Regions from separate parts of the Mus musculus genome. Here all the other regions are linked to region 1. Evidence: chromatin contacts called from ENCODE Hi-C or POLR2A ChIA-PET data. All regions are on one chromosome and are shown on one strand. Each heading gives the region's core, a stretch centred on a gene start or an enhancer-like site at or near the end of the contact. The rest is flanking DNA. Distances are from core to core; before and after follow the strand shown.

Region 1 (4,020 bases), core at 965-3,464:
GGGAGTAGAATGTGGTGTTTTAAAGGGGAATGGTACCATAGGCTCCTGTCTGAATACTTGGTGTTCAGGGCATGGAACTGTTTGGGGGGGATTAAAAGGTGACATTTTTGTTGGGGCTATGTCACTGGGGGTGGGCTTTGAGGTTTCCAAAGCCCATGCCAGGCCCAGTTTCTCTCTTTACAACTTGAAGACTGGATGCAAGCTCTCAGCTACTTCTCCAGTACCATGCCTGTCTGTTGCCACACTTGGTGTCATGGTAATAGTGGACTCACCCATTGAAACTTTCAAGTGCCTTCTTTTATAAGAGTGCCTTACTCTCCTCACAGAAATAGAACAATAACTAAGACAAGGACCATTCAATGGTCCTTAGACATTTGAAGCAAATTGGAAATGTGAAAATGCTAAGTAGGTGTTGTATGAGCTAACAGAAAAAAATGTTTTAAATGTTTTAAACTATTGTTTGCTCTTATTCTATCCAACATTGAACCATTTTTTATATTACTTTTTTTTCCAGTGTGTGTATGTGTGAATGTGTGTGTATATATGTGTGTGTGTGTGTGTTTGAGTGTGTGCATGTGTGTATGTCTGTGTGTCTGTATGTTTGCTGGTACCCACGGAGCCAGAAGAGAAGGTCAAATACCTTGGAACTGCAGTTGCAGGATGTTGTGAACCACCTAATGTGGGTGCTATGTGGAGAGTTATGTCCTCTGGTAAAAGAGCAAACTCTGTTGACTGATAAGCGTCTCTCTGGCCCCAGGGTGAACTGTTTCTTGACTAGATTGAAACCAGATTGTATACAATCACCACCAATGACCAGCTTAGTGGTTGGGTTTAAAAGGAGTTCCAAAGGAGTTCCCAAAGCCAAACTTATACAAGAAAATATCAGGGTCATGATTCTATTGTCTGCCTCTGGTGAGATCCACCACAGCTTTCAGAGTCCCAGTGATACAGTTATATCTGAGCAGCATGTTCAGCAAATTGTTGAGACATACTGAAACCTGCAACAGTTGTAGATGCTCTCCGTCAAGAGAGAGGCCCATTGCTTCTTCAGAGTGATGACTAACCTCAAGCTGCACAATCAGGTACTTCAAAATCTGAAGTAACTGTGCTCTGAGATGTGCCTTATCCACTACCTGAAGCTGACCACTACATGCCGTGACCTGACCACTACGTGCAGTTGACCTGACCATTACATGCTGTGACCTGACCACTACATGCAGCTGTCATGACCACTACATGCAGCTGACCTGACCACTACATGCCACTGGCCTCTCACCAACAGACTAGCACTGTTTTGAGCATCTCAACAACTTTTCACAGAAAAACCACTGCCAGCAGGTGCTTTCCAAAAGTAAACCAAACCCCAAGGCATAGGTTTTTGTTACAGAAAGACATTGGCAGAAAGAAATGTGCATTGTAATGGTTCTGATTTGGATTAGTAAAGATTTGATTGAGCCTAGGTATAATTATATAAAATTTGTGGTCTAAAAATTCAATTTCCTTTGCACCAACTTAATAGAAAAAGAGTACATTATGGCCTCAAACTAGCAAAAGGAAAGAGCTAACAAAGATTAGAGCAAAAACAAATGAAACAAACTATAAAAAAATCACTAAAAATAATTTGCATTTTGGAGCACAAAGTTGATAAACCTTTAGCTAGACTAAAACAAAAAGAAAAAATTTCAAGTAAATAAACTGTAGACAGAAAGGAAGCCATCATAGAAATACAAAGAAGAAATCTATAGAGGATACTGTGAGCATTATTTCCCAAATTTGATAACTGCAAAGAAATAAATACATTCCTATAAACATACTAAGACAACACTGAATCATGATGAGATATTTTTTAAAAATGCACAGGTCAATAGTGAATAAGAATATTGGAACAGTAATTAACCACACCCCCAAAGCAAAGCTTAGTCACAAGTCCTCATTGGTGCCAGTGCCAACTCCCCAGCCCCCTCCAGAACACTTCTACAGACATTTAACAAGGGCAGCGTCCCTCTGATGCCAAAGCCGAACAATGACATTACAAGGGGAAAAAATTACAGGCTAATATCCCTGGTGAAAATGGATGCAAAATTCTCAGTGTAACACTCCCATACCAAACACAGCATCCCATTTAGAAGATGATACAGAGAGGTGCTGGTGCTTTTCAATTCTAGTGTTATTTCTCTCTTATCTCACATGCAACGGTCCTTCGGTTGTCATAGCAACAGCCTGTGTGTTTCTGTGGCAACCAGGCCTTCTAGAAGTAGGCTTCCTTCTTTCAGTCTCTGTTCCTTCCTCAGGCACTATTCCTTCTGTTCTAGGAGTGTTGGCTTTCTGCAGCCACTCTTCCTGCATACTGCAGGTTCCCCCTTCAGTAATTGATACACCGTCTACTTAGCTTATTACTTATTAAATTCACAACTATATTCTCTATTCAAACACTAATATGATTTTTGTTTTCTGACTGAGACTTGCCTGGTATGATGTTCCGTATGAAATGGAGTCTTTAAAATGCTGAAAAACTGAACATGAGAGATCAGATCAGACCCTTAGAATTTATGCATTTTTTAGTTACCATGAAACATATCAGATTGTTACATGATTAATAAATTCTCCCAGAATATAAAAATAAGCCCATCAGCAATAGAAGACTTTGGGAGTGAGACTGTGGCAGGGAAGAAGAGTGAAGATCAACGTAAAAGTGCAGATTTCTTTATCTTTCAAGGTCATGTGTCAGGAAATAAGATATAAGGCAGACAGTGATGGGACACACCTTTAATCTCAGCACTTGGGAGGCAGAGGCAAGCAGATCTCTAAGTTGGAGGCCAGCCTGGTCTACAGAACAAGGACAGCCAAGGCTACACAGAGAAAACCTATCTCAAAAAAAAAAAAAAGAGAAAAGGGGAGAGACAGAAAATATGTATTGTTGATTAAAAGCAAGAAGTTAACATGTTGCTTAAACATATAGAGTAACAAACTAAAATGATTAAAACACAAAGATAACAAAGTCATAATAATTTAATACTTTACATGTATTGAACCATTTATCCTAACAATAATTAATTCTCTAAGAGTTTTTACCAATGAGGATAACGTACCTAGGTCACACAGGTGGTAAGTGACTCAAGTAGGATTTGACAATGTGCATCTCAGGCCAGTACTACAACATAACTGGGCATGGTGGTGCACACCTATAATCCTGCACCCAGGAGGTAGATCCAAAAGATGATGAATTCAAATTCATCCCCAGCAACACAGCAAAATCAAGGCCAGCCTGGGCTCACTGAGCCCTTGTCTCAGAATGAATAAATGAATAAATGATAGCTGGAGAGATGGCTCAGTGGTGAGGAGCACTTGCTCTTGCAGAGGACCTGAGCTACTTCCCAGCAACCACACAGCAGCTCATAGCAATCTGCAACTCCATTCCAGGGGATCTGACAGCTTGTTCTGTTCTCCAGGGGAATTTGGTACACCCAAGGTACATATACGTGGGGAATCAGGTACACACAAAGTACATATACATGCATGCAGGCCAACATTCTTTCACATAAAATAGAAATAAAAATAAAATATAAAAAGGTAAATAAATTCAAGCTGGTAGAATTACCATTAGTGAACACATTTGGGCAATAAACCAATGCATAGTAAATTGTAACGAAGTCTTTTTTTTCCTTTTTCCAATTTTTTATTAGATATTTTCTTCATTTACATTTCAAATGTTCTCCGAAAAATCCCCTATACCCTCCCCCCGCCCCGCACCCCTACCCACCCACTCCCACTTCCTGGCCCTGGCATTTCCCGGTACTGGGGCATATAAAGTTTGCAAGACCAAGAGGCCTCTCTTCCCAATGATAGCCTACTAGGCCATCTTCTGCTACATGTGCAGCTAGAGATACGAGCTCTGGGGGTACTGGTTAGTTCATATTGTTGTTCCACCTATAGGGTTGCAGATCCCTTTAGCTCCTTGGGTACTTTCGCTAGCTCCTCCATCCAATAGCTTATTGTGAGCATCCATTTCTGTGTTTGCCA
Region 2 (4,508 bases), core at 564-3,063, 540 kb before region 1:
TCTCTCTCTCTCTTTCTCTCTCTCTCTCTCTCTCTCTTGTGTGTGTGTGTGTGTGTGTGTGTGTGTGTGTGTGTGTGTGTAGGTAGGGGACAATCAGTAGGAGGAGACTATTTTTAACATGTCAAATCTGGGGATTGAGCATGGGTTGTCAGTCTTGGTGGCAGGTACCATTGCCATTTTCAGTGATAGAAAAGTTTTCTACACACTCTATTCTGGGGACTCTCTGAAGCATGTCCAACACACTAGGAACTAAAATTTTAATTTCTTTTTACATTATAATTAATTAAAATTTAGCTAAGCCACATGAGCCTCAGAGATACCATAGTTTGGAGAGCAATGAGCCCTCCATTACAGGCCTGTCCCATTACCTGTCTTTCTGTGAGGTGTTCTTTATTCTTTCTCTTACTCACCAGACAAGTATGAAACACTTGTCTTCAAGAATTCTACTAACCAATGTAGAAAGTACAGAGAGGAAAACTCAACAGTCTCTCCTCTGGGAATGTTGCAGATTAGCATTTGGGGTCTTACAATGGTACCAGCCATATTTCTTGATGGCAACTGTAACATACCATGCAGAGTTATTCATATAAAAATACATTTTACTGAGGATTAGACAAAGATAGAGTGGATGTTTAATAAAAACTTCTGGAAAACTAGGTTACTTGTGGACATATCAACCCATATTTACAAAGAACCTTTTTAAAGCGTTGAGGACTGGAGGGGAGGAATACCTGACCTCACAGTTTTCCTAATTCATAAGCTGCCATTTTTCTCCACCCAACCCTGTACCTGAAACCTCAACTTAAAGGATATTTTTTGTTTGTTTAATGTGATGCATGATATCTGTCATGTTTGTCCTAACTGGGCATAGTGGCCCTCACATCCTAGGATCTGAGGCAGGAGTGTAAGTTTGAGACCAGCCTCTCCTAAATATCAAGGCCTTGTCTCACAGCAGCAGCAGCAGCAGCAGCAGCAGCAGCGACAACTAAGAACTGTTGAAAGAAGCCTGGCTGCTGGGGAGATGAGCTGGCATTTGAGTCCAGATCCACAAGCAAAAGCCAGATGGGGCTCATCAAGATGACAGGAGTCATTCCTATAGAGTTAAAAGACATCCACTAGGGGAAAAAGATAGTTCCGATGAGCAGAGTCTGTTCTTCTCAAAGCAGACGGGATGTCTGGACTGCAGGGCCCTTAACTGAAAGGGAACAAGTCAGTTCCTTGGTTCCTTGGTCTGCTGGGAGATCTGCAGTGTAGGTGAAAGCTCTTCCCTAGTGACCGTGGTGGCAAACATTCCCGGTCTTTCTACGTAACTGTGCTGCATCTCATTAGGGCAGGTTTTTGCAAAGAAACATAGTAACCTGATTGCCCGATGCCATCGATTCCTTGTAGTTAGTAACTTTGATTCCTGAACTCTGTGTCTGCCCAAGTGGTGCAACCACTGTCCCCAAGTCGCCTAGAGTCTGAATTAAGTGTCCGATGGGCAGATCAAAGCTTTAAACCACAATGGACAGCAATCATAGCCCATGATGGGATCAGAGGCAAGTGGGCCAGAGGAGAATCTTGATCTTCAATACTGTAGTCCTAGCCTTCTCTCCTGCTGCTATTTCAATAGTTTATGTATCACACCGGGAAGCAAGCACTCAGCCTAACTTTAAACCCTCTCTGCGCCAACTTCACCATGCTTACTTTTGTTCTCAGTGGAGACTTTATGTCTTGGCCAACGAGAACTGCGATTCTAACTTCTCATGACTCATGTTGACTGCACATGAAATTCCAGAGGCACAGACGTCACGTGAGCGCTTTTACTCCCAGACTGTGACAGTGAGCAGAGTCTCTGGCCTTGTGTGAACCCAGCCCTACTCTGTCGTCTGTCATTGGAACCACCGAGATGTCACTGACACATCTTTCAGTGGACATTTTTCCAAAAGGCTCACTGTTGCTGTCTGACCTCCTCACAGAGCTGGTATGTGGGACACTTCGAGCTTTATTTGTTCCCAGACTCTTAAACCTGATGCTGTCACTAGCACGAGGGCCCTGCTGGTGCCCGAGCAAACATTGTGAATGTTGAAACCCAGCCTGAAGAATCAAGCCTGTGTGTAAAGGCCTACTTCCCACCCAGCATCAAGATTCTGCTTGCCGATTTATTGCCTTCCTTATGAAGGAAGGTAACCTTTGAAAAAAAATTATGGTCTACCTTAGGGCCATTCAGCATTCCACAGTAAAACCCACATGTGTTATTGTTGAAACTGAATTCAAATGGTCTAACTCTTGTAAACTCTTGTTAGTTCTTGGCTAACTTTGACCTGTATCATTGGAAGTTTTAAGAACCAGAGAAAAAGGCATACAAAAGGCTCTGAATTATTCTCTCAGAATGGAAGACATTGACTTAAAAACAATGCTTAGCCTTCAGGCTGTGCTCAGCTCATTCAAATGAAGGTCAGGGCAAAAATCAAACTTGTCTGCCATACTGTTACAGTCACAGGACACACACACACACACACACACACACACACACACACACACACACACGGCTGTTTGTATGTGTCTCTGCAAATATGTGAATATATATACATATACACACATATATGGCTGTCTGTGTCTGTATGTGTATGTGCATCTTGCTTTGATTCATTGTGTTGTGTTGTTATTACCTGTTTCCATAATAAGTCTGTGATATTTATTATATTTATTTAAATCTTTCTTCCCCATGAAAGGGTTGGATGAGTCACAAGAAACTTAAAGGAGAAGGCTAGGATAATTAGAGTAGATGAAAGGATTGATGTTAGCCGCTCCTGTTTTATTGGGAGAACTGTCCAAAAGGAGGCAGGGAGAGGAAGCCTTGGCTGTGGGTTCTACCAACCTTGTCTGTAGAATTCCTCACAGACCCTTTCACTCCACTGCTTGCTCATCTCCCAGATACGACAAGGATTGCAAATGTCAGCACACTTCAAGGCGATCTGAGAATGGACAGGGCACAGAGACAGGGCGGTCAGAGAGAATGTTCTTTCATTTGCAAATGTACCCAAGCCAAAGGTGCTGCAAGGTCCGTCAGTCTGTCTCAGGTACCAAGCCCATGTTTACAGAGGACTTCCCGGACATGCTTCTTCAGGAGACAACTGTTATTCACAACTGCACAAAGCCCTTCATTCAGAACCCCCCACGTTATAACAATGAGAAGAGAACAGTCACCATTCGAGGGCACTGGAGAGGACTCAGGTGGGCAAGCCAATGAAAGCCCTGGTCTGGCTCCTTATGTTATTCTATCCCTCTGAGACAGGTTGTTGCAGGGATCTGGCCAGACTCAAATATGATCACTGAAAGTCACTGTTCTTATTTTTTCCATTGAATTTTAAAATTATTCTATTTATTAAATTATATTAATTTTATATAATTATAATAAAACAATAATAATTTATTAAACTATTCATACATTAAATCCTGGTGGTAGTTTCCCCTCCCTCCCTCCCTCCCTCCCTCCCTCCCTCCCTCCCTCCCTCCCTCCCCCTGCCACCTCCATCTCCCCCACCTCTCCCTTCCACATCCACATCCACTCCTCTTCCATTTCCTTTCAGAAAAGGGCAGGCCTTCCAGAGATATCAACCAAACATGGCATATCAAATTTCAATAAGACTAGGCACCTCCCTTATATTAAGGCTGGACTAGGCAACCCAGTAGGAGGAAAAGGGTCCCCAAAGCAGGCAAAACTGTCAGAGACAGCCCCCCACTCCCTCTGTTAGGAGTCCCATAAAAACACCAAGCTATACAACTATAACGAATCTACAGAGGACCTAGGTTAGATCCATGCAGCCTCCCTGGTTGTCAGTTCAGTCTCAGATGGAAGATACTCTCATGTTGACACTCTCTGTGTATGTCTTAAAGTGTGTTTGCATGTACATGTCTGTGTAGTATAAACATGCTTAGACTGCCAGCCAAGATACTACTAAGTCATATTAAACCTGGCAATCTTGTGTTTCCGTCTTGGGTTGCTAGATATTGCTCTGGATCTGGGGTGTCTGTTTGGTTTTGTTAGTAGTGATGATTCTCGGAGAGTTCTCTTGAATTCCCATATAAGAAGGTTCTCCTTTTTGACCAACAACTACTAAGACACGGCAGCCTGGAGACCTGCCCACTAGCAGTGTTTATTGCTCTGACATACTTCTTTAGACCACAGAGTAGCCAGGAGTGTTGGGGTCTAGGAGAGCCTTAGATGGCACTAGCATATAAATCTACTTGTTTACTCTTTGGTTAGAAGGGGCACCAGCACATGTGTTGGCTAGGTAAGGGGCAGAAGTCCTTTTGGGGATTTTTTAAAGATTCCTTTGAGTTAGCAAGGGTTTCTTTTGAAATGCAGGGTTAAATATTTCAGTTACAAGTTGCTCTGAGCCATTTAAGTCAACATCTGGCTCATCCTTGAGCATTCAGGTACTAAGCTTTAAGCACTTAGGTACTAAGCTTTAAGTATTTAGAATCCTGGTTTAGAAAGAAGGGGATGAGTATAGTTCTACACC
Region 3 (4,514 bases), core at 117-2,616, 790 kb before region 1:
ACAGACACGAGGTCAGGTCTGAAGGCCACTCCAGGAAAGATCAGAAAGAAAAACTGCAGACAGGATAGACAACCATTCAAAATGGAGGAGGGACAGACAGCCAAGTCAGAGAAGTGAGAGATGCCCAAGAGGGACAAAAAGGTCAAACATTCCAAAACTGAAATGATATTTTAAAGCCATTACTTTGGATTGAGGTTTCCACTGGTTTCTCCTAGCAGAGGAATTTCAGTTGGTCCAAGAGTTGGGGGCACATCCTTTATAATAATGATTAATAGATTGAGCATTGGAAAGATGAGATAGCCCAGTAGACCGTTCCATAAAAGTTGCCAGAAAAAAAAAATCAATACATTAGAAATTCTCGAATAAGTAGAGGTGGGTTTTTTGTTTTTGGTTTTTTTGTTTTTTGTTTTGTTTTGTTTTGTTTTTTCTGAGACAGGGTTTCTCTGTATAGCCCTGGCTGTCCTGGAACTCACTTTGTAGACCAGGCTGGCCTCGAACTCAGAAATCTGCCTGCCTCTGCCTCCCGAGTGTTGGGATTTAAGGCATGCCCGGCTAGTAAAGGAGTTTTTAATTGTTTTTTAAATGTGTTGTTTCAGTAGACTGTCAACGTAGCTATAGATGTATAACCATCACTGTCGATAGGGCTTAGAGTCTTGTCTTCCAGAGCTCCCTCTGGCTCATTTCCCACCCACTGATCTATTTTCCATCTTTGCTTTGACTTTTCCCAGAGTCTTAAGTGGAAGCATACCATGTAACCTTTGCAGGGGTGCCGCCCCCCGCCCCCACAGCCTAATGTATTTGAGATCTGAGCACACCGTGATGTGCATTGGTAGTTCCCTGCCCTAGCACCTAGTGCTTCCCTGTCCCCAACTTAAGGACGTCCAGTCACTCCTAGGTTTGGGTAGGAGAAACAACTGTTGCAAATATTCGTATGTTGGTTTTTACGTCACTGGTTTCATTTATGGCAGATACTTACATTGTTGTCTCCAATGTGATTGTGTAAGACGTTGCCACTTCTAGGGTGGCTGTACACCTTTTTCTGTGAGCGTCCTGTGAGATTGTTCTGCATCCTTTTCGGCCCTTGTATATTTTGTTGATTTGATGGTTTTCATTTTAGTCACTCCACTAAGTTTTTTAAGTAAGCTGTAATTGCTTCAAAGTGAGATATTTTTTGCTTGATGCTAATGCAGTCTCTGAAATGAGGTCATGTTGAGCCCAGAACCCAGGGTTCTGTTTGGTGGCTTGCTGTTCTGTGATTCTGGGAACTGAGCTCAGGGCCAGGTCCATATCAGACAAGTTCTTGATCACCAGCTATATTCCCAGCTCTAGAGTCTGTCTGACGCCCATCTTGGCTTCATCTCCTTTTCTCTTATCCCCAAGGCCTTTCTTCCTTCCTGTGCAGCCTGTGCTCTGAGATTGTGAGCCGACGCACTTTCACACAGAGGACCCGTGCCAGTGCCCTTCTCTCTCCTCTCCGGGGCATCTGTACTCTCATCCCTAGACCTGACAAGGAGCTTTTGTATTAGAATATTGTAAATAGCCTGGCGTGGTGATGCTGGCCTGCAGGGCGGGCTCCCCTCATGGTCTCCATGAGTCTACATAGTAAGTACCAGGCCAGCTAGTGAGACCCTGGATCTAGAAAAATGAAAAGAAAGCAAGCTGGGAATACTGGTTGTATATCTTGTCTTGTGATCCCATTTCTTGGGACTCACTCTGTTATCAAGATGAATGCTTTGTGTTAATCTCCAGTTTGTGAAATGCTCTCAGTGCCTGTAGTCTGTCGCTGAACTCTTTATCTCTGTCAGGGACCAGGTCTTCGTGCTTGTTGCAGTGAGACTTGTTCTCCAGTTTAAGGCTCTACTCCCCAGCAATGTGCCTCCTACCGCCTTACTATTATAAATTACTATTTATAATTTTCCTTATAATGTTTAGTTGTTTGCAATGTAAATTAAATGACATTTCACTGCTTTTTCCTGTTAAGGATTATTCTCTTTAATATGTATTTAAATTCAGAACTAGTTGAAAAATTAGATTTTTTAATTAGGTGTTACTTCAAGTTTTACTTTTTCATTATTTCTTGTTTATGTGTATGTTTGAGAGTATAGCGTGTATAATTCGGGCATATATATGAGTGTGTAAGGTTTATACACCTGTGCGTGTTAATGTGGCTGGACTGCTTCATCACTCTATGCCTATTCCTGAGACAGAAACTCATTGATTAAGGAGGCAAGCCTCGCCCCCAGTCCTTCTGTCTCCACCTCACAGCTCTGGAATAATAGATGCACCCATTCATACTGCATTCACACCGGCTTTCTAGATGGATACTGGAGATTCAACTGGGGTCCCACACTGACTCACAGACATCTTATTCACTGAGCCATCTCTCCAACCCTTTTTCTTTTTTTCTCTAGAGCTACTAGGGATCAGATACAGGGAGGACCTTTTGCATGTTAGGCAAATGCTCTGAACTGAGCTGCACCCCATGATAATGACTTTCAATGCTAATTTGCAGATATGTATGTTTTTGACAACATGAAAATAACTAAGTTTAAAAAAATAAGTCAAAGTCAGCTACATTCAGCATGTCCTCCTCTTGGATGCTCCCACAGAGCTAGTTATGAGAGCCACATTGATTGCTGCACTGTTTAAAATAGCTAAGAAACGGAACTGGCCTAGACGTCCATCAGTAGGCGAAAGGATAAAGAAACTTCACTGTGGCCCAGTGAAGCATGGTGGCCAACACCTTTAATCCCAGCATTTGGGAGGCACAGGCAGGCGGGTCTCTGAGTTCAAGGCCAATCTGGTCTACACAGTGAGTTCCAAGACAGCCAGAGCTATACAGAGAAACCCTGTCTCGAAACCGCCACCCCCACCCCCACCCCAAAAAAAGCAGGACTCAGACGAGTATATTTTCTGTACTATATTGAATTTAGACTTCATAGTGTGTGTGATGAAAATGTACCCCTGTAGTCCTAGTGCTTGGAAGATGGGTGCAGGAGGGTCAGAAGTTCAAGGCCAGCCTTGGCTACAGGAGATTCTATTTTAAGAAACTGTCTGGGGAGGAGATCAAGAGTGAATGCAAAGAAATCTAGAGGGGGTGGGGAGTAATTGAATTCCTGTGGAGTAGCATGCCAGCTGAGCTGGGGCATTTAGGGAGGGGGAACCAGCAACGTGGGGGTGGGTAGGGGGACAAGCCCTGGAGATGAATGAAGACAGTATAATATGCGTATGGAAAGGCCAAAATGAAACTTTGTGCGAGCTTAATATGAAAAGCCAGTTGCCTGAGAAAAAGCCCAGGGTTGGCAGAACTAACCAGACAGTACAGGTGGGCACAGCAACCCGAAGGAAAGAGTGGGAACTTGCAAGTAGATGCCATCTGTGAACTGCACTTTGCAAGATTGTTAATAAAATCCTGGGTCTAAGTTTAGAACATTACCGTATGAGGTACCTTAAAATTCTGTGGCTTTCTAACAATTGCCAGCCAAACCTCCTTTTTAAAGTTGGCTTTCTGGTATCAGACCCATCCTGTACTGTGTTGTAAAATGGGGTCACTGACACCACATCGAATATAGAAAGAAGCTAGACTCTAGGGTAAGTTCAAATTTCAAGGTAAAATTCTAGCAAGAACCCCCTTTCTCCAAACCATGCGGGATAGCGCTGAAATGCATAATTATTTATCTTTTTTTTTCTTTTTCTTCCCGAGACAGGGTTTTTCTTTGTAGCCCTGGCTATCCTGGAACTCAATCTGTAGACCAGGTTGGCCTCGAACTCAGAAATCTGCCTGCCTCTGCCTCCCAAGTGCTGGGATTAAAGGCGTGCGCCACCACAGCCCAGCTAATTATTTACTTATAAATCAGATGAATTCCTATTGCAGGAAGCTTGACTGCTTCTCAAGATTTTAATCTGGATGGGTGGTTCTCGGAAGCTCCTGACCTGAGACTTCTGTGTGGCAGACTGGACAGACAGGCCCGGGGCGCCTGCTTTCTGCATTCCAGCTGATTGTTTCTATACAAGGTTCTAAGTTAGCCCACAGCTAACTTGAATAAGGCTTACTCCTTGGGCAGAAGGTCATGTTGTTGGCACTATTGCTGAGGTCACCTGCTAGAACACCATAACTTCAGATCAGGGGTTCTTAGTTTTGGCAAAAAAGTTAAAATCACTTGGGACCTAGAACCCCATGGTGCCCAGGCAATTGTCAAGAGGATCAAGCAGGTGGCAGCCAGGTGGTGGTAGTGGGTTTAAAACTCCCCAGGCGCCTCCTGTGTGCAGACCATGCTGAAAGCTGGTTTCAACCCCACGTCCCACCTTGAACTATTCTGTCGGACTGTCTGGGTAGGTTTAATTTGGAGGTGTGAGGTAGACCTTGCTTCCAGTGACTACATGGACAGTCTTAACAGCTGTTACCCTGAATTTTGTAGACTTTGCTTCATTTTTCTCCCCAAAACCTTTTGAAGTGAATATAGATGAAATTAGGTGTGAGTACATTCTCGTGGACAGTATAACACTCTCAGTGG

The links. A loop is a pair of places that touch in the nucleus more often than their neighbours do. ChIA-PET counts read pairs that join two places held with the same protein, here RNA polymerase II (POLR2A).
Region 2: a map of heart shows a loop between it and region 1 (3-fold over the local background). The contact joins two enhancer-like sites. A Hi-C loop is called at or near these places in 7 of 37 maps with a recorded cell type or tissue (Patski, heart and left cerebral cortex). POLR2A ChIA-PET finds 5 or more read pairs at or near these places in 1 of 5 experiments (embryonic stem cell).
Region 3: a loop to region 1 is called in a map of heart, with 2.9 times the contacts of the local background. The contact joins two enhancer-like sites. A Hi-C loop is called at or near these places in 2 of 37 maps with a recorded cell type or tissue (Patski and heart).

What each region holds. Positions count from the first base shown.
Region 1 is chr10:20,942,585-20,946,604 of GRCm38, forward strand. No RefSeq gene overlaps it. Among named protein-coding and RNA genes, the nearest start is that of Ahi1, 8.0 kb to the right of the region's middle. Within about 2 kb of position 2,215, at least 1 of the 3 ENCODE cell types and tissues checked has a DNase peak (open chromatin) inside an H3K27ac peak, as active enhancers do.
Region 2 is chr10:20,407,483-20,411,990 of GRCm38, forward strand. It overlaps Pde7b (phosphodiesterase 7B), which reads right to left. Exons shown (of 12, transcript NM_001347366.1): 10 at 2,861-2,957. Among named protein-coding and RNA genes, the nearest start is that of Mtfr2, 62 kb to the left of the region's middle. Within about 2 kb of position 1,814, at least 1 of the 3 ENCODE cell types and tissues checked has a DNase peak (open chromatin) inside an H3K27ac peak, as active enhancers do.
Region 3 is chr10:20,154,170-20,158,683 of GRCm38, forward strand. It overlaps a transcript of Map7 not described here. Among named protein-coding and RNA genes, the nearest start is that of Map7, 15 kb to the right of the region's middle. Within about 2 kb of position 1,367, at least 1 of the 3 ENCODE cell types and tissues checked has a DNase peak (open chromatin) inside an H3K27ac peak, as active enhancers do.